2 separate regions of the Mus musculus genome follow, and region 2 is linked to region 1. A link is a loop called in an ENCODE intact Hi-C map of the cell type or tissue named here. Cell type or tissue: left cerebral cortex. All regions are shown on one strand. Links, peaks and the distances in the headings refer to the core of each region. The heading gives the core; the rest is flanking DNA. Region 1 overlaps Dock8 (dedicator of cytokinesis 8). Region 2 holds the start of Dock8 (dedicator of cytokinesis 8).

Region 1 (8,000 bases), core at 1-8,000:
AGAGTTGGGTCTTCAGAAAAAGTCTGGGGTGGAGTCTGCTGAGGATGGGGGTGGATCTCAGATCATATTTAGCCTTGGGCTGCATCAGTGTTGCGAAGAGGAACGCGACTGTAAAGTTATTGTGCCATCCTACTGTGAAGTACGGGACCATTGTCTTCCAATGCCAATCTTTATAACCACCATGGAGCCAAAGTTATAGGTTGGCATGGGGGACAGGAAGGTAAGATGAGTTGACAATTGCTAAGCTCACAGCAGCTGGAGAACGTGTATGAGTTGGTAAAGGGGACTTGATTGGGGTCCCTGTAGTTTCAACCACAGTGCCACGTGTCTGACACACTGCTTTCCTTGTATTTGGAGACAACCTCAAATTTGTAGAAAAATTGTACATATAGAACAAAGACCCCTTCCTCCTCACCACTAATCATGTGAGACTAGGTTCCCTACCTGATATCCCCATCACCCTGCCTACATTGGTGTGTAATTGTTACAAACAAGTACATTTGCCATTGTATAGTTGCCATATAACCCCCACATTCTGCAAATAAATATTAATTTTTCAATACCACTAATCTTCAGACTTCATTTTTCATCAAATGGCCAAAGAATGTTCCTTCAAGGATCCAGTTCTGAGTTGCACAGTGTGTTTAAGTACCCCATGCCCTTAGCCTTGCTCACATGAGAAGACACTCTCAGTATATAGTTATATTTCTCTGCCTTATGAAATTATGGGCCAGCTATTTTATAGAATGGTGCTCCCTTTGGGTTTAATTGTCACGATATATCCCTTTCCTTATCAAACCTTCAGTTTCTTTCTTTCAATATGGATCTATAATTTTCCACTTTATTGAATGATTTCACTCATGTCTGATGCATATTTCAATGATCAAACTATCTTCAGTCTGACTGGAGCCATGCTCTTTGACTGACCCCTATGTCTTGTTTACATGGCCCTAGCAGTCATTGATGGCATTCTTCCTCCCTGACACAAAAATTTCCAGAAACTCTTAGATTTCCCCATCTTCCTCCTGGAGTTAGCCGTGGCTCTCAGAGGCTGCCATGGTTTGGTGGGCTGTGGTACTCAGCAGCCAAGCTGTATGTATTAAGTGTGCTCATTTTTACTAAGGTTTTCCTCCTCACGCCCTTTCAGTGAAGAGAGTGGAAACCATGAGTTCTTGCTGGCATGGACATCTGACTTCACAGTGTTGGTTTTAGCATTCTCCCTTTGATATTTTAATTCCTTTGCTTGGCAAAATATGGCTCCCGTGTCCTTCATGTTCCTACTAAGTTGTCTAATCCTCCTCTGTGTACCCATTACCCAGATTCTCTTCCACCCCAGTCATCCTCCTCCTCCTCCTATTCTGGTTCTGACACTGGCCTTGTCACCCCTACCCAGATGAGCCTCTTCTTGCACTGACACAGTACCAGGATGCCCAAGCCTGATACCTCCTGTCAGATGTCCCTTCTTATAAATGCTTCTTTATTAGACTCGGGCTCAGTGATGGGCGTGCTCCTGGCTGTCCATGCTCAGATATCTTCCTTGCACTATTTAGACTCCAATTCACCCCTCTGTGAGGGTAGCACTTTCATAATAAATGCTTTCTGTACCCTATCCTGAGTTCGAGTTCCAGTTCTGGATTTCCCAGGCTACTCTCCACCTCCAAGACAGATGGCTGCCTTCTTCCAATGTATCTTAAGGTTTTAACACCTAGTTTTATAGGGAGAGTAGGAAAGAAAGGAGAGAGAGTGTTTGAGAAGTGGGAAGGAAAGGGAGACGGGGAGTGAAGGGACGGGAGAGAAGAGAAGGACACAATTATTCTCTGATCCTCACAATAAACTCTTAAATGAACTTCAGTTGTCCCCTTTTCTATATCCAAGGAAACTAGCTCAGCGACGTGAGGCCACCTGCCCAGATCAGCATCTGAGATCAGGCCCTTCTCACTCAGCCAGATTCTACCTGCTACACACTCTGGCCTCTAAAGAGAAGGCTTTCAAGAAATCTTTGGGTTTGGGGCGTTTCTGAGTGTGTAAGAAAGGTGTTTAAGACAGAGTTTGGCAAGCGATGGCTGTATTCATTCTGTGTGGACAGTTGCTCTCCCAGTCTGCCTATTTCCCCATCTTCCTGTGTCTTCACACGGGCTCAATGGGAACTTGGCTTTGTTTGAGTCGGTTGCCAGGGTGGGACGACTAGGCTGAGATGCCTGTAGCCAGAGGCTCTGAGCCAGCGGTCTCACTACCTACCCAGTGGTGGCTCCTTCCATGCTGGCACTTCTGGAATGAGTCACCTCAGTGCTTGCCAGCTCCTGCCTCTCCCCAGCCAGCATTACCCCTGCTTCCAAGAAGAGCACTGTGACTTTCTGAGATTTTAAGATGGGGAAGTGGATGCTGAAGGGTATGAGGAAGGAGAGAAACGTTTGTCTGACTCCAACCTGAACACAATGGTCTTACTGCTTTCCAAAGTACAAGTCCCAAAGGCTAAAGTGTGTGTGTGTGTGTGTGTGTGTGTGTGTGTGTGTGTGTGTGTGTGTTTGCTTATAAGTAGACACTCTTAGAGATCGATGTAGTTTATAAGATGGGGGAAAAAGGCAAGCTAACAGAGTGCAGTTCTGGTTGCTAAGACAGCAACACCATGTAGGTCTTTTGGCTGCTTCTCCAGTTTTGTTTTGTTTGTTGGTTGGTTTGTTTGTTTCTCTATAAATCCAATCTCTCCTTGAGAAGGAGCTTATAATACTGAACCTGTTTTTGAATTCAGTTCTCTTTAGAGGGAATGGGTCCTAAAAAGTAACTGCAGACACCATCGTGGGGAGTTAGAATGGATTCAGAGGGACTGCTGTGAGTATCTAGTCTTTTTTTTTTTTTTTTCTGCTCCACATAGGGCATTACAGAGCTAATAACCACAGGCCTAGTGTGTTCTCATTTGGGTCTAATTGCAAGACAACATTTCTTATTTAACCTATATTTGCCACTACTTTAGTTTAATTATTTCCTCTTGCCAGGATATTAGACCACTCACAGTGTGGCCAAGTAGACAAGGTACAGGACTACATCACCCGCAGCTCTTTTCATCTTTTCTGTTATTTATTTGTGAGTAGTGTGGCTGTTTGGGAACTGGTCACAGGGTGTGGCAGAGGCTACAAAACAACCTGCGGGAGTGAATTCTCTCTTTCCTGTATTTGGGTTCCAGGGATCAGACTCAAGCCGTAAGTCTTGGTGGCAAGCACCATTTCCTGTTGAGCCACCTTGCTACCCACCCAGGGTGTTTTCTTCCTTTATGCACCAAGGACTGCCATCCCCTCCATGTGGCTCCCTAGACTTGCTGGTGGAGAATAACTTTCAAGAAGTTGGCAGACTTAAGGACAGGTCTTTTCCCAAAGAGCTCTGTTAAAAGACAGTACATTTTATAAAATAAATGTTGGTTAGTTATCATTGACTCTTCATTTACAAACTCAGAACAACTGAAACTAAAAATACACACACACATACACACACACACACACACACCTTTCATTTTTGTTTTCAGATATTTAGGAATGCCAAATCAGAAATTATTATGGTCATTTTTCTTGATTTTCTCCTAAGTATTCATATTTGTTTATGGTCACTCTCTTCTTTTTTAGTTCCTAATTCAGCTTGCTTTTTGCCCAGCCTTATTAGATTGGATTGGGCACACAAATGGCCAAGGGACACTGAAGGCAACCAGTCATAGTAACCCAGGCTTAGAATAGTTGCCAGGTTGCTCTTGTAGAAAGCTTCAAGACTTTTTGTCACTTTTTCTCAAAAACTTTTTTTTTTTTTTTTTTTGTCTTCTGAGCACCATAAAATCAAGAGAAGTCCTGGCCTCCCTGCTAAAGCACTGGGGCATCTCCTCCCTCCTTAACTAATACAGTGAACTACCACACCTAACACAGTGAACTACTATACCTAACACAGTGAACTACTATACCTAGTACAATGAACTGCCATACCTAACACAGTGAACTACTATACCTAACACAGTGAACCTTCAGTACCTGCTGTGTGTACCTCTCTTCCTGCAGTGCCCATCCCTTTCAGAGCCTTACAAAGGGTGTTTGAATCCTTGCTAGCTTCCTACAGGTCTGTCTTTACCTGTAGGCTATTTGACCTGCCTAATAAATTCTAACCTCACTGCATGCCCCTTTACCAGCCTGCACTGTGGTCTTTACAGTAAAAACAGAAAGCATGGGCTGGAGAGATGGCTCAGCCATTACAAGCAATATCTGCTCTTGCAGAGGTCCTGAGTTTAATTCCCAGCAACCACATGGTGGCTCATGACCATCTATAATGTGATCTGATGCTCTCTTCTGGCATGCAGGTGTTCATGCAGATAGAGCACTCATATACATAAAGCAAAATAAATAAAAGTCTTTAAAAAAAATAAAGCACACAAATTAGGTGTGAATATACGTTTTCCAAGAAGCCTTTCAGTCAGAAAAATAGGCAATGTATGTGTTGGTTTCCATAGCTCTAAAATGACAAATTAGAGCTCCTGCTTTTTCTATTATGGTCTTACTTCTCCAGTAAATGTCTTGGCCATTCTATTTTAGACTCTTCCCGGAGAGAGAGTGGTGGAGGAGACAGGTAGACAGACAGAGACAGAGAGATAGACAGGAAGGAGAAAAGGAAGGGAGGGAGGGAGGGAGGGAGGGAGGGAGGGAGGGAGGGAGGGAGGGAGAAGAGAGGGAGGGAGGGAGAATGGGAACACACACCAGTGAATCTAGGCCCTCGTGCATGCTGGGCAAGAGCCTGACCACTGACCCTGACCTATATTCCCATCCTGTAGACAGCATTCTCCTGAAGCATCCAGAGTGGGTCTGTGAGTGTTAGCAACGAATGTCGGTGCATACATTATTTTTGTATATTTTTTCCTTCGCGGTGTCCGGCTTTTCTTACTCATTATTAAGAACATTGATGTGGAGTTGAAATGGCTTCCTCTATTTTTATCTTGAAACATTCTCTGTTTGCTGCTTCTGCACACTGCTAGGTTTATTTCAGCCTCTTACACTGCAGTCACAGTTCAACTTCAGCTTGGAGCCAAGTGCCTCACAGCTGAAGTGACCACACCTCTACCAATGGCATTTTCCCAGGCGTCCCTGCCTTTCATAATGGGCCAGCCAGGAGGCCAGTTCCTATGTGGCTACAACAGAGCCTTGTGTGAGGGCTGGGTGCGGCATTCGATGGAAGCCTCACAAGCCATCCTCTGTGGAGCCTCCGCCGCTGCTTCCCCCCTTGTGTCGTTACTTTATTTTTAATCTAATGCGTTGCCTCTTTCTCCCTCTCTCCTGCTCCCCGTCTCCCTCCAAATCAAATCATGCCAACACTGAAAGAAACCAAGGAAGTTCAGAGTTTTGCAGCTTTAAAAAGACGGGATCTCGCAGAGATTTTCAGAAGACGCTTCAGAAACAGACGTTTGAGTCAGAAACCTTGGAGTGCAGTGAACCGGACACTCAGGTACTTCCTGTCAACAAACACGGTTACCAGGTGACAGATGGCTCTGCCCAAGGCGTGCTGTCAGGTTCTTAAAAACTAGAATAAAAGTCTTCAAGAAGGAGGAACTCTACCATTGAGTCAGTGGCTGTTTTCCCCAAACTGGTTTGTAGCTAGCTGCAGAAACCAGGATTCAAATAGAAACCCCAAAGCACAGTGATTAAAATGGAAAAAGTGAAGGGGCTGTAGCTGGGGAAGAGACCGACAGTGGGCCCCGCCCTGTTAGAGCCAGGATGAGTCAAAGCCTTCATCTTCAGAGTGCCAGGCCTTTCTTAGTGATCCCTCGGCTCCATCATTAACCTCTCTGGGTTTTAGTTTTCTTCCCTGGAAAACACTAAGTGTTTTCCCAAGGATGACACTAAGTATCTCATGAGATGACATGAGTATGGAGTGAGTGAGTCAGAATGTGTAAAGATAATAAATGCCTAGTGTCCAATAAATCCTAGCTACTATGACTGCTGTTCCCACTATTTTCATAAGGTGGTGATAGTCGATTAAGTCCATGCTGCATATACCCATGTCCATAGAAACATTACTCCCAGTAGCCAAAAGATGGAAGCAATCAAGTGTCCATTGTGGAAGAATGGGGCATCAAGCGTGGTTGCCGGGCGACTGGGGAGGAATGGGGAGTTACTGTTTAGTGCAGAGTTTCAGTTTTACAAGATGTAAAGAATCATATGGAAAGAAAGGATGGTTGCTCTATAGAATGATAGTACTTAACCCTACCAAAAGATGGCTGAGATGATGTATTTTAGGCTGCGTGTATTTTAGAACAGAAATGTAGAAGAGCTAGCAATGATGCACTGTTTTTTAAGTTGGTGTGCTCATCCCTCAGGCCGGTGTTGTAGGTGAGAAAACAGAGAAAACAGAGGTGGATGAGTTTCCGTTGCACCTAGAAGCTGTTGCCGAGCTGGTGTGGTTTTTCTTTGATGCTTGCTCCCATAGCCATTAGTAAAACCCTGTGATAGGTGTATCCCAATCCCGTATGTCTGTATTTGTAAACCTAGCACTCAGCCTTAGAGTGTATATACATTTTTTTGAAGGCGCCTTAGAGTTATTTTCTAGTCTCGAAACTCAAGCTCTGAAGCTGATTAGAAAAATGTCCCTCCGTCCATTCGAAGTCCAGGCTCTTATGTGCTGTGCCTTGTCCTAGCTGTTTGCTCCAGCCTGAGACATGAACACGGTTCCTAAGAAACTTGGCTTCAGCCAATGACTGATAGGAACACAGTGATGTTTTCAAGTCACTGCTCAGGACTGGCTTACCTAACCGGTGAGGAATGACCTGCTTCCAGGAGAGAAAGTACATCGCACTTCAGGATAGTCCCACCAGAAAGCCAAACACAGTTTTGTCAAGCCTTCAGTTTGTTAAAACAAGTAAACAAACAAACAAACAAAAATTCCTTGAGACTGGAGCTGCTGTAGATCCCTGCTGGAACAGCCTTGAGACATCCCTGAGTCTAGTTCTCATTGACAAATGAGAATCTTGACCCTCATATAGACCGATTGTTTTCTCTAACAGACAGGACCCCGTCATCCCTTAAACGTGCTGTGTGACGTGTCTGGGAAGGGCCCCCTCACTTCTTGTGACTTCGACCTCCGCAGCCTGCAGCCTGATGAGCGGCTGGAAAACCTGCTCCAGCTTGTGAGCGCTGAGGACTTTGAGAAGGAGAAGGAGGAGGCCCGCAAGACCAATCGGCCGGCTGAGCTCTTTGCCCTCTATCCGCCCGTGGATGAGGTGAGTGAGAGTTTCCATAGGGGAGGATATTGGTGACAACAGGGAATCCAAGTATTGTTCTGCTCTCTGACACTGTAGAACAGCGTGAATATCTGGATGCTTACTTCGTGGCTCTTTTCACTTAAGCACACTTGTATTATTGGAGAGCCCCTTATTTATCATCATACCAATGGGATTTCTATAGCAATAACTAGCTAGAATTTTCATAGTATTTTAATTTCCTGAACATTTCAAGGGTCTGCATACAGTATATCATTCAGAGCCAACCGTCCAGTTACTTAGGGGTGTGTTTCACAACTAATCCAACAGGAACACACTGTTACTTAAAGCTTGGTGTTATTAAGTGCTTTGTTAAGATGTTTCCCCCGTGGCCCTAATGAGCAAGTAGAGACACTTGCTTTGAATACGCTCTGGGCAGAGATAATCACAGCCATGCTCCTAGTGTGTGAAGCTTTCGAATCCAGTTTTCCCACCTCTTCATTTACTGAAGTTGGCCCAGAGCAGTTTAGATGTTGCTTGCGGTTGCTTGCTGGAGCACTTTGGATGGCCTGAGAGGCTGTCATCTTTCAAGCCTTCTGTGCTTTGACTCCTTGTGTGCTGTGTGCTCTTTTCAGCCTTTCCCTTTGTCTGTCAGGATCCCTACACTCCCGGGTCTCACCAAGACAGCAGCTGTCCTGTCTCTGCTGCTCACGTTTTATATAAAGTTCAGTTGCAAGAACCAAGAGCTGGAGGCTAGAGAGATGATGGCTCAGTGGACAAGAGT
Region 2 (11,998 bases), core at 3,999-11,998, 77 kb before region 1:
TACAGCCAATGACTAACTATGTAGTTGCTTAGTCTATGCCTCGGTTTCCTCCTATTTAAAATGGAGATAATGACCACGCCTATTTGATGTGTTGAAATTCTGGAATTAATTGAAATAATGTATTCTTGCCTGGTACACAAGGTCTAGTCAACTGATACTAACCATCTTATTTGCTCATGTGACTGAACATGCACGAATGGCCAGAGGATTTGGTTGGGAGTTGGTCTCCACCTCCTCTTCACTTGGTAGCTCTGCTTCCCGCCCACCTTGGGCAGTTCTTTGTGGAGGTAGATGGCCATCGATGGCCACCACCACTGCAGAGTCACTCCCTTCCCTATGTCCTTCTCACTGGAATAAGAAAGGCGCTCTTCCATGTGACTGCATTGAGAGCTGTGGTTTTTGATACTTCCTGGTGCTCACAGATCCTTTGGCTTAAACTATGAGAGGCAGGGTAGGCCTACTTACTGTATAGGTCAAGAGAAGACAGAATGGAAATATTCAAATACGAGATAACTTTGCTATGTGCTGAAGGTGTGAAGAGGCAAGCAGGAGTTTCTCTTTTAGCATTGTGAGGTCTGTAAGAAGTCAGACCAATACAAACTCATGGGGCCATAATCATTTCTCCATGTAGACTTGCTGGGAACAGAAGTATCTGTAGAAGGAAATTATTTTTCCAAAGGAGAATGTGAGCTGAAGCCTGGAATGGAAGTCTATCCCCTAAGCACCCAAACATACAACAGTATTCTCTCTCTCTCTCTCTCTCTCTCTCTCTCTCTCTCTCTCTCTCTTGCTCTGCAGGAACGGAATGAACTGGAGGAGTGGGAAGGATTTAGAGGATGCCAGAGAAACTGTTCAAACATAAGAACTAACAACAAAATAGGAGATAGATTCTTTCTTTGGAGAGACAGGGATGCTGTGAGTCAGAAGTGAACAGTAACCTTATAGGGCAGCTCTTCCTCCTCCTCCTCCTCCTCCTCTTCCTCTTCCCCTTCTCCTCCTCCTCCTTATTTTTAGTACTATTACTAATTTGTTTACTTTACATCCCAATAGTAGCTTCCCCCATCTCCTCCCAGTCCCTCCCTCTCCCCTCCCCTCCCCACCATCCTCCCACCCGTCCCTTTCTCTTCAGCGAAGGGGAGGCCTCCCATGAACATCAGCCCACTTTGGCATACCAAGTTGCAGTAGGACTAGGAGCATCTACTCCTACAAGGCAGCCTTGGCTAGGGGCAAGGTATCCAAAGACAAGCAACAGAGTCAGATACAGCTCCTAGAGCAGTGGCTCTTAGCCTGTGGGTTGTTACAAGGATCACATATCAGATATCCTGCAGATCAAACATTAGCATTATGATTTATAACAGTAGCAAAGTCGCAGTTATGCAGTAGCAATGAAATAATTTTACGGTTGGGGGTCACCACAACATGAGGGACTGGATTAAAGTGTCACAGCATTAGGAAGGTTGAGAACCATTATTATAGAGCCATATGATACTCCAGGAAGAAGCAAAAGTACCTAGACTGGGGGACCAGCACTATATGATTTGGGGAGCTATGGTAGTTAATTGTGGATATAAACTTGATTAGATTAAGAAATATCTATAGCGGTAGAACTGCCCTGGTGGTATGGGTGTAGGAGAACTGACCCTGAAGGCTTGAGCCTGAGGGTGAGAGAGCCAACCCTGTGCCTTTCCTGCGGCTACCAGCAGGAGACCTGGCCCCACCCCTCGCCTAGGCAAAGAGGGAGAGCTGGCCCTGGTGATGCAGGTGCATGGGGAGCTGGCAGGGTGAACAACACAGCCACCTCCCAGGCACAGATCCAGGACTTTGAGTTGGTCCACCCCAGCATCTACCTCATCTATGAACTGCTGGAGCGTGTGAAGAGGCCAGTCCTGCAATACCAAGCTGAAGGACCTCCGTGACACTGGGCAACAACAGGACATCTGAGAGGAGCCCCAGTGAGAAACTAGTATTGATCGTTTAGCAGAAGGCAGAGGCCTCAAACCAGACCATTGGCTCATTGTAATAAACATTTACAAGTCAAGCTGTTTGAACAGAAGGGTGCACTGTGTGATACACTGTGACATACCATGATACACCGCAGCTTCCACGGGGGGGGGGTGTTTCCCCTCTTATTTGTTGTTTTTATTTTTTATTATTTTTATTTGTTTATTTGTTTTCTTTTGCTGGAGTTTCAAGGGCAGAGGGCAGATATGAGGGGGCAGGGAGATAGGTGGGATTTAAGGTGCCTGATGTGAAATTCACAAACAATCAATAAAAAGTTGTTTTTTGTTTGTTTGTTTTTCAAGAAAACAATGTCTATAGTATCAAAATGTCTATAGTATCAGTGAAGCACACCTCTGGGTACATCAAGGGATAGTTAACAGATGGAGAAGACATGCCCTAACTGTGGACAGTGCTCTCCCTAGCCTAGACTGGATGAAAAGAGGACAAAGGAGCACCAGCATTCTCTGGTTCCTGATCTGCCCAGGTGTGAGCGAGGACTCTCACACTCTGACTGCCATACCCAGGAGCCGGATCCTGCATCCACACCCTCTTTACCAGGATGGGTTGTCCCCTCCGACGGTGGGCCAAAATAAACCTTCCTCCATAAATCTGCTTCTTGTCAGCTATTGGTCACAGTGGTGAGGATAGCAGCTAATACGTGAGTATTGTCTGAAGTATTTCTCAAACAATACACAACCCTTCACTAACATCAGCGTTTATACAAGTTAAGAAAAGTTGCCAGAAGTAGGAGAGACATTCCCCGCCTCTTGCTGCCCCACATTCTCAAGGATATTAGATATTTCTCACTGTGGAATGCCAGGTAGAAAGAGATTTCTCCCAGAGGAATAACCTGCACAGACAAAAAGCAAGTTTTATTTGCACGCAGGCCCTGTCTACCAAGGCTTCATATTTTTTCTACTTTTTTTTCTCTGAGTGGATTTGGTATCGTCTACCTTTCTGCCTGTGTTGTACAATGCTCCTTCTGTCTGCGATAGCCTCAGTGACTCTTCTCTGCCTGCCTAACTTATCCATTAAGACTCACTTCCAACATCACTATGGCAACAACGCCATCGTGTTTGGTGTCAATCTCTCTGCTGCTCTCCCCCTCCCCTCAAGAATAAGTCATTTCCTGCCTGAGCTTCCTCACTCTCCCAGAGTTGCGTACAGCAAAGGTTCCTGTGGTATTCCACAGAGCCCGGGCCTCCTTTTCCTTCTCTGTGTGTCTCATTCCTAGACCGTGAGTCCTAGGAAGTCAGAGAACCGCATTGTTAATTGTGTTGATCCTGCTGTCACCAGCACAGGACTTGATCTATGGCGACCACTTGGAGAGGGTTTGGAGAATAGTTGGAAAGTGTGTGGATAAGGAAGGAGTTTCTTAATGAATCCATCCAAAGTCCCTTTAGTTACAGAATAGAGAAATGTGACTATTCCCACTGAATGCAGATACATTTGGATACAATCCATTTTTTTTTTTAATAGAATAGAGTTTATTCAGGGCATGGGGGGAGGAGTTAAGAAGGTAGTAGAGGCAGAGAGAAAGGCAGAGAAAGAAAGCTACAATCCAAATCTTATAGTGAAGATACTAAAATATATTATGTGCTGGTTTGAAATAAATACAGAACAGAGCTGGAAAACATTCATCTAAAGGCAAATTAAAACACTCAAGAGAATAACACATACTGATCTCGCTTCCTTCTGAAAGACATGGGGGGAACTTGGCCACTTCTACTCGGGTTTATTTTAATAGTTAGTGAGTGTGTGCCTCCACTTATTTGAGTACCAGCTATGTGTGAGGCTCTGTTCTGGGCACTGGAACAATAAACATGAACCAAACCAAAAAAAAAAAAAAAAAAAAAGAAGAAGAAGAAGAAGAAAAAAGTTCTGTGGATCTTATGTACTATCAGCATAAAGAGTAATACATTTAAAGTAAGCAAAAAATAGTCAACATGGTGTTCTCTCATTGTCTGCTTGCCTTGTGCCATGAAGAGTATACTGTCCTCTCATTATACTTTATTAAAACTTATTTAACCTTTCAACATACAAATCTAGTATATCAGGATAAGGGCTATGGAAAAGGAGTCAGGCAGTATCCCGGAAGATGACATTTGAATACAATCTGAGAGAATCTTGGGAAGCTGTAGAGATAGTTTTTGCAAGAAGGGAGGAGATGTGCCAACGGCCTCGGTTCTCAATGTAGACCGACCCTGGTGCAGCCTGAATTCTATTAGGATGTGTTTACTGACAGTGAGATACGCTTCCAAACCAAGAAAGAGCGCTGACAAACTGAGAGAAGTTCTCCCTTGCGTGGGACATAAAAACTTGCCTCAATCCCTGAAGGATGGAGAGAACTGGTGGTAATGTAGGCTGAAGAGAGCAGGAGGAATAACAGATAGGAAGGCCCCAGAAGAAAGACCACTGTCTTCTCGGTGATGAGTTGTGGCTCTGCCCTGCTTTGACTGAGGCAGGCCTGTCAGTCACTGAGGGGAGGATTCACTTGATCATGGAGGCTGCCGAGAAACTACGAAGGGTAGTTGGCAGGGATGTAGGCCAGTGGCAGAGACCAATTAGACCAGAATAAGCAAGGCGTGGAGCAGGGAGTGGTTTTTGTTATCCTGACATGAACCCATGAGCCAGGATGGAATCCGTACGAACACTGGTATGTTTATGAAGAAGTGATACTTTATACAGAATGTGTGACCGCCCCCGGAAGGTGGTTAGAGCTGAAAGGTAAAGGTGAGGGGGAAGCTACAGCTGACACTTTCTTTAGTCCAGACAGCAGCATGTAGGTGAAGGTCATCCAAGGTGAAGGATTCTGATTCAAAGGTGGTGGTCATTGGGATCATAGTCAACTCAAAGCAGAAGCCATAGCCGGGACTTGAGGCTTTTAACTTACTCAGTAAGTCCAAAGTTTAAATCCGAGGAATAGGGAGGCATTGCCAACAACAGCTGTGAGTGATCGTAAGAGGGAGAGCCATTAGCTCTATGGAGCTAGAAGATGTTTAAACGGAAGTGTCTAGGTGACAGGCAGAGCTTTGGGATAGGAAATGGCCCTGCACTCACTGCTCTGTGATCTGGGCCAAGTCATTGTAATCCATCAGCTCCTCGGTTTCCTCTGTTGTAGGGTAGAGACAATGGCATTACTTAGTGGTTATTATGAATTAGGTAACTGGTTAATTGTAAAGGGGCTCGAAACAGTGCCCAGTTCGGGTGTCATTTAGTTGTGTGTTAAATAATACAAGAGAGACGCAATTTACAGAAAAATAAAGTTTGGGGAAACCTAAATGAGAAGTTAAGATAATTGATGCAGGGATGGCTGGTTGCAGAAGTCAAGAGCAAGGTTTTGTGAAAAGGGAAACAAAGTTGAATGACACAAGGCTAAAGAGAAGGAGGAAGGGCCAGAGAGGCCAGCAAATGAGGAAGGGAAGCCTTGCAGTTAGCTCTGCCTGGAGGAATAAAGAGAGAAGCTCGAGTATAGGGAACTGCAGAGACAGTGAACATGCAGAGAGGAGACGTTAGGATGGCCACTCCTGAGGTTTGCTGGTGAACCGTGAATTCGTTAGAGAGCAGATAAAGCTATGGCTAGCTCCATAGATAACATTCTTGATGATCTCAGTGACTGTTAAGGGAATGTGAAGGTATTTCTAAGCATAAAATGACAACATGGATAACGGTAATTAGATTAAGCTCAGCTCCACAGTCAGATATTATACATTGAATATAGTATAATGTGAGGCAAGGTGTGAGGTGCCATGATATACTCCTGACCGGCTCAAAAAAGTTTCCCTAATGGAAATATCTGAGCCATTTAAGATAACCTCATTACATTTTACTTGGGTTTATGTGGAACCAAGTATATTTTTGATTTGTATGAAAGTGCATGCCATGAACATTTAGAAACCCAAGACAAGCCCACCTGTACGTGGACTAAAGGCTCTGGTAAAAATGTTTCAATGGGTTACTTATTGTTCACAGAATGAAGATACACACACACACACAATTATTCTTTTAATATTTTTCTATCCAAGTATTTCCCCATAAATCCCATTGTAGTAAATATCTTTAGGAGACCTTTGGAAGTTAGAAACAACAGATATATATTTTTAAGCCTTCTAGAAAATTGACCCTGGGAATGAATCCAGGCCCTTGAGAATGTTAGGCCTTGCAGTTGCTTTGTAGCACAGGCAGACCTTGAATTTGTGATCCTCTTTCTTGCCTCAGCTTTCTGAGTAGTGGAGATTACAGGTTTGGATTACAAGGAATAGTTGGCCTCGTTTATTAAAGTCGTGTTTTCTGTCGGTCTGTACTTAGAGTCTCTGTATTGTTATGTTGTACACATTGTCTTTTATGTTTAAAGGCATTGGTATGAGGGAGGGGGAGAGTTACCTAACCAGCTCTGAAGGTTTGCTCAACTACCTACCCAGAAGCAGAGGAAGAAGGCTGCCAAGAATAAATAGCATATGGTCGGCCAGTATTTTAGTATTAGGTTACAAATTAAGTTGTAGTGGACCAGTGTTGTTCAGTAAGAACTCAATGTGCCAGCAAATGTGAGCTAAGGAAGTAATTTTTACATCTTCTTAATGGGAGCCACATTTTAATACAGGGAAAAACAAACAGGTGAAATTATCTTTAATAATATGTTTCTTAACTTAACAGCTTCCAAAGGATTGTTTTTAACATGCAATCAATACAAAAATTAAGACATTTTGCCTTATTTTTTTTCTGTACTGTCTTGGAAACCCAGTGTGTATTTATTTTCCAACCCATCTCACTTTAGACTAACCAAAAATTCAAGTGGCCAACGGCCACATGTGGCTTGTGGCTTCCATATCTAGACTCTGCAGCTTTGAGCCAAAAATATAGCCCTTTCGTGTTTCCGAAGGCAAGTTGACAAGTGGAAACACACGGAGTTCATACAACACAACTTGGACCAAATATATTACTTGAAATAGGCACAGTCTTTTCCACGCTCATCCTTTGGGGATTATTTTTATTTTTATTTCTCCAGATTTCTCCTTTGTGGTCTGGTCAGGTTTCTCCATGTAAAACAGAACTCTGTTGAGATACCGGTCAATCTCAATGCTGTGTATTCCCTCAGGTTCTAAAATGAAAAGTCATATAGCTCCTAATATTTACTCGTGGGATGCAGCCATTATAATAAAGTGTCCCATGAATGACAGTGCGCCTTCGGCTGGGAAAAAGTCGACTGATGTCCTAAGAGGCTGCCTTAAAAAGAAATGTTCCCAGGAATGGCGTCAATCCACCGGGTGGCCCCTCCAGACCCCGCTGGCTGCTTCTGGATCCAGCGCTCACTGCCCCAGTCGCCCTCCGGCTCCGGCCGCCGGCGTTTCCGGCCAGCTCTCGCGGTCCGCGCTCCGCAGCCACCGTGCCCGTCGGTCCCGGGTCAGCGGCGGGGGAAACGCGCGCCTGCGGCCGGCGACTCTGAGTATCCGGAGCGCGGCTCGGCGCGGCGTCCACGCCCTCGCCAAGCGCTCGGTGCGTGCCAGGCCGGGCGGCGCCGCGGGCGGCGGAGGGAGCAGAGCCCTCCCCCCGGGAGCTGCGCGGCCAAGGTGGAAATGCGGAAGTTTCCGCGGCGCGGCTGACAGATGAGGCTGGCGCCGGGCGCGCCGGGCTCTGCAGCGGCTGTGCGTTCGGGTCCCGTCCCCCCGCAGCCCCGCGAGCCCCGAAGCCGTGGAACCGCGCGCGCGCGCCATGGCCACGCTGCCGAGCGCCGAGCGCCGCGCCTTCGCGCTCAAGATCAACAGGTAAGACGGCGCGGTTCCTGGCCAGTCCGCGGCGGGGCGCGCCGGTCCCCGTGGCGACTCATTCTCGTCCTCTTGTCACCCGCGCTGCTGTCCGGACCAGCGTCTTGCGCCACCTCCCCAACCCGGCGTGGCTCCCGCCGCCCTCGCTGTTCTGAGACAGGTGGCCCGACCCGGAGCGCGGGGTCGCGCGCCCGAACTTGGCTTAACAAATTGCGCCTTCCTTCCAGTCGGGAGACAGCGGAAAGAAGCTAAGTGGCTGAAAATCAGCCCTGCTTTGAAGCAGATCGGTCCGTGGTCCAGGGTTAGGGCTCTTTCAACCCCCTCTTTCCAAAAAACATCTTGGCTTTGGATGGCAGCGCTATTTTTATACCTTGGTCCAAAAGGAGCCAACCATGAAGTGGAAAAAATGATTTTAAAAAAATTCCTCCTTTAAATAAGCGAAAGGGAATGAGCTGTAGCTGACGTTTAAAGATTTCTAGCACTCTAGAAAAGTGAAGAACACAGGGATTTCCAATTTATAAACAGAGCTGCACACGCCACATCTCTGTGAGTTGACTACTCATAAAGTTCTCGGTAGACTCAAGCGGCGGCGTTTCCTCCACTGAAAACTGCTGACAAGTATTCAAGGGGGCATTTTTGCCTTGACCTGGGAAATCTAGACTGCCTGGCTAAAAGATAATGTGGAAGGGCAGCGCTCTGGAGGACTTCCAGGGTTGGTGTTTTTTTCTTGTTCTTGTTTGTTTGTTTTTGCATGTGGGACGCTGGCCCACAGTAATTCATCTTTGGGCTGCTAGTGAGTGAAGCTGGAGTCACTAGGAATCACCATCCTTGAATAGTGAGCGGTAAGGACCACAGAGGGCCAGTGGAGTTTCCCTGTGCAGTTGTGAGCAAGACCTTTCACTTCCTTCACTATTTCATCTGTCCAATTAGTTTAATTATTAATGTGGACTGTATACAAATGCTAAAGGGTAACTATATCATAATTCAGTCTTCCTATCGGAGCCTTTCCCCTCATCAGGCTGTCCTGGCTGCAGTGGGGCCGTAGGGGCATAGGAAGTTTTGATGGCTGTCATCATTGCCTTCCCCGCTTCTCCTCTCTTTGTCCCTGTCATGAGAAAGAAAAAAAGCCAGGAAACAAGGAACAAGGGCAGGAAGCTGTTAGGGATTCAGGAGGGGTGAGACTGATCTGAAGTGACTGTCTGGGACCTAATGCAAGCCTGGAGACGCTCTTGCAAGGAGCTTCGGGGTTGGTATAACCCAAGGGTGGAGGATTAAAGTCCTTAGCCAGAAGTGGTGGACTTACCCATCATCCCAGCCCTCAGGAGGCTGAGACAAGACAATCACAAGCTGGATGCCAGTCTAGGCTGCATACAGAGACCTTGCAACAAGGAAACAAAACAGAAGCAACCACCCAAGCAAAACAGTGTTAGGAAAACCAAGAGCCAGGCTACATTCAAATTTCCTTACAAAGTTTTGCTGCAAACTAAGTATATCCCATTGGGCATACACATTTTATATTTTTCTCATGTTTGGTCTCCTCCCTCCTCCCCTTCTTTCTGTCTCTCCAAGGTCTCTCACTTTGTTTCACAAACTGGCCTTGAACTCCGAGCACTTGACCTGCTTCAACTTTCTGATTGCCAGGGTTGCAACTGTGTACCGGCTTTTGTGTCAGTGGGAATAACTAGTATCCGAACCCTAGTTTTTCCCTCTTCTGACTGTTAGGAGGACTGAGTAGAGTAGAGACAGCGTGCTTATGATGCCTGGCTCAGAATGAATGTTAAATAGCTGCTAGCTGACACATCAGTACCGCTAGCTTCGTCGTGGTCAATGCCATCTCTAATATCATCAAATCTGAGATGATACTTCAGAACCTACGAAGACAAAGTACCAAGGGCAGCTGAAGTTGGACTATTTTTCCAGGCAGAGGCCATTTGGGGCAGGGTATGGGGATGCCAGTGGCCACCTGCAGCTTTCTTGGGGTTATATCTCTCACATGTGCAACACAGTGCTGAGAACCCTAAACTGGAGCCAAATGTTCCAAGAAGTACCCATTTAGGAAAGAAAAGTATGCTTTCTAATCTTCTGGAAAGAGTCTACATTGTATTTTTCTTTTTAAAAAGAGTTTTGTTCTCCCCCCTGTAAGCCACTTTGTGTATTGGGAGCAAGAGTTACACTGAGGTCTTGGCTGGTATAACTTTCAGAAGAGTGGATTTCTGAGAATGTATTTGGTGTGGCTATAACATTCAAACCCGCCACTTGCAGGCTGAATACTGACTTGCAGATGTTGTTGCAGATGTTGTGCTCAGTCGTCCTGGACAGATGTGGTCAGCTTTCATTGTCCACTTGACACAATCCAGAGTCACCTGGGAAGAGAGTCAGAAATGATGGGTTGTCGGCATCGGGTTTGCCTGTGGACATGTCTCTGTTAGATTCTCTTCATTGTTGTTTGATGGAGGGAAGACATAGCCCCTGTGGGCAGTGCCATTTCACAAGCTTGATCCTAAGCTGCAGAAGAGTGAGGAAAGTGGACTTGAGCAAGCCAGGGTGTGTGGGGCTTCTTTAGCGCTTGGCTGTGGATACGATTAGCTGCTTGAATCCCTGTTTTGACTTCCCCAAAATGATGCACTGTGATATGAAATTGTAAACCAAATAAACCCTTTCCTCCGCTAAGCTGGAGATGTTTTTACCCTGGCGAGAGAAATGAAACTTGAAAGAAGGGGAAAGTGAAGCGTGGGGTGTACTTGCACAAGGCTGTGTAATTTGTAAAGATCACAGTCCGCGATAGCAGCCAGGACTACAGATGGCCCTTACATTGGCCCTCTGCATTAGGCCTGTACTATTTTGATCTACGTGTTTTAAGAATTTCCTTTAAAAGCAAAGAGTTAACTTTAAAAAAATCATTTCTGTAAACAGCATTGACAGCTCTGCTTCTGAGCAGTACCTGCTAGGTCAGCAAGGTGCTGTTCAGCAGAGTCAAACATGGAAAAAAAACCTTTTTTTACCTACATGAGTGTCTATTGGTTTTTAAAATAAATCCGATTCCAAAAGTAACACCGTGTGGAAAGGTGGCCATCAGGACTCTTAGTACACTTTCACATTTTCACCTTTCTATTTAACAATGATATTCCTTAAGACACTTGTTCTTTCTATTAATGAAATATTGTAATGTGACATATTAAAAATGAACAGTTGCAAAGAGCTCAGCTCTGGGCCCTACAGAGGAATGAGCAGTGTCTTACATACAGTCTGTGAAAAATGTTCCCCACTGCATGCAAATTTCTGTGGCTTCTTGCAAGCAGCATTGCCCAGTGCAGGGCCAGCGCCAAAGCCAGAGGAAGTCGTCAATGCTGGCAGCAGCTGTCTCGCCATGGTTGATCTGACTCTCTGGTGCTCTCAGAACCTTATATTCCCATGCTGGGTATCATCAGGGAGGACATGCTAGGAGCAGCTAGTGTGACTGTAACTCTAGTTGGGTATTTTGAAACATTTCTCTAGAACCAGTAACTCAGGGAGATAGAAGACAAGACTCTAGCGCCGAATTGTTCTGACTTGGAATGTCTGGTAGGCTAAGATGCATTGCTCTTGACTTTAGTTTTTCCCTGATTGTCACGAGCAAGAAAGACTAGATCTGAACTAGGTAGTCACAACAATGGTTGTGTTTGGGATTTTTAGGAACTGCTGTTATCAGATGTATCCTAGTTCTTTAAGGAACATTCCCCTGTTAATGAACGACCTCTTTGATGACTGGAATATGCTGCTTTTGTAGATGCAGGAAATTATTACTAATGCTGTGAAGATTCATCAGACAAGACCTTCATATTCTTTTTCCTCTTATGCAGTGTTGGTTATTAAAGCTAGGGCCATCTGCACGCTAGGCAAATGTTTTACCACTGAGCCATATCTCAGCCCACTTGCTTCTGTCAAACCCAGAATAAGTATAGAACTTGATCAAACATGAAAGTAAAACAAGAACTCTAGATAAATAAAGGAAAATCATAAACTGTTGTAAGCCCTGGACACCTAGGATTGAAAGAAGTAGATTGTAAGACTTACACTTTTATATTCCTTACTGTATTAGTTAACTTTTCTGTGGCCGTGACAAGATCTCATGACCCAAAGCAACTTACATACAGGAGAAAGAATTTAGTTTGGCTTATGGTTCCAGAGGGAGAGTTGATAAAGGGGGAGGGGGAGGCAACGCAACAAGCTGTCAGAGCAGAAAGCCAAGAGGTCAC

What was found. Peaks named below come from ENCODE experiments on the same cell type or tissue, not always from the same donor. Only the 100,000 strongest peaks of a DNase experiment are listed, where the experiment ranks them.
Region 2: a loop joins it to region 1, with 9 times the contacts of the local background. A loop is called at or near these places in 3 of 42 quality-filtered maps.

The regions. Positions count from the first base shown.
Region 1 is chr19:25,072,738-25,080,737 of GRCm38, forward strand. It overlaps Dock8 (dedicator of cytokinesis 8), which reads left to right. Exons shown (of 48, transcript NM_028785.3): 5 at 5,343-5,466; 6 at 7,022-7,237. Among named protein-coding and RNA genes, the nearest start is that of Gm34235, 20 kb to the right of the region's middle. In left cerebral cortex, for the core only: no CTCF peak of the experiment used is centred there; a DNase peak (open chromatin) is centred at 2,246.
Region 2 is chr19:24,991,941-25,003,938 of GRCm38, forward strand. Dock8 (dedicator of cytokinesis 8) reads left to right here and starts at 7,589. Exons shown (of 48, transcript NM_028785.3): 1 at 7,589-7,763. The coding sequence starts at 7,711. In left cerebral cortex, for the core only: a CTCF peak has its summit at 7,763; DNase peaks (open chromatin) are centred at 5,404 and 7,542; H3K4me3 peaks cover 1,426 bases; H3K27ac peaks cover 454 bases.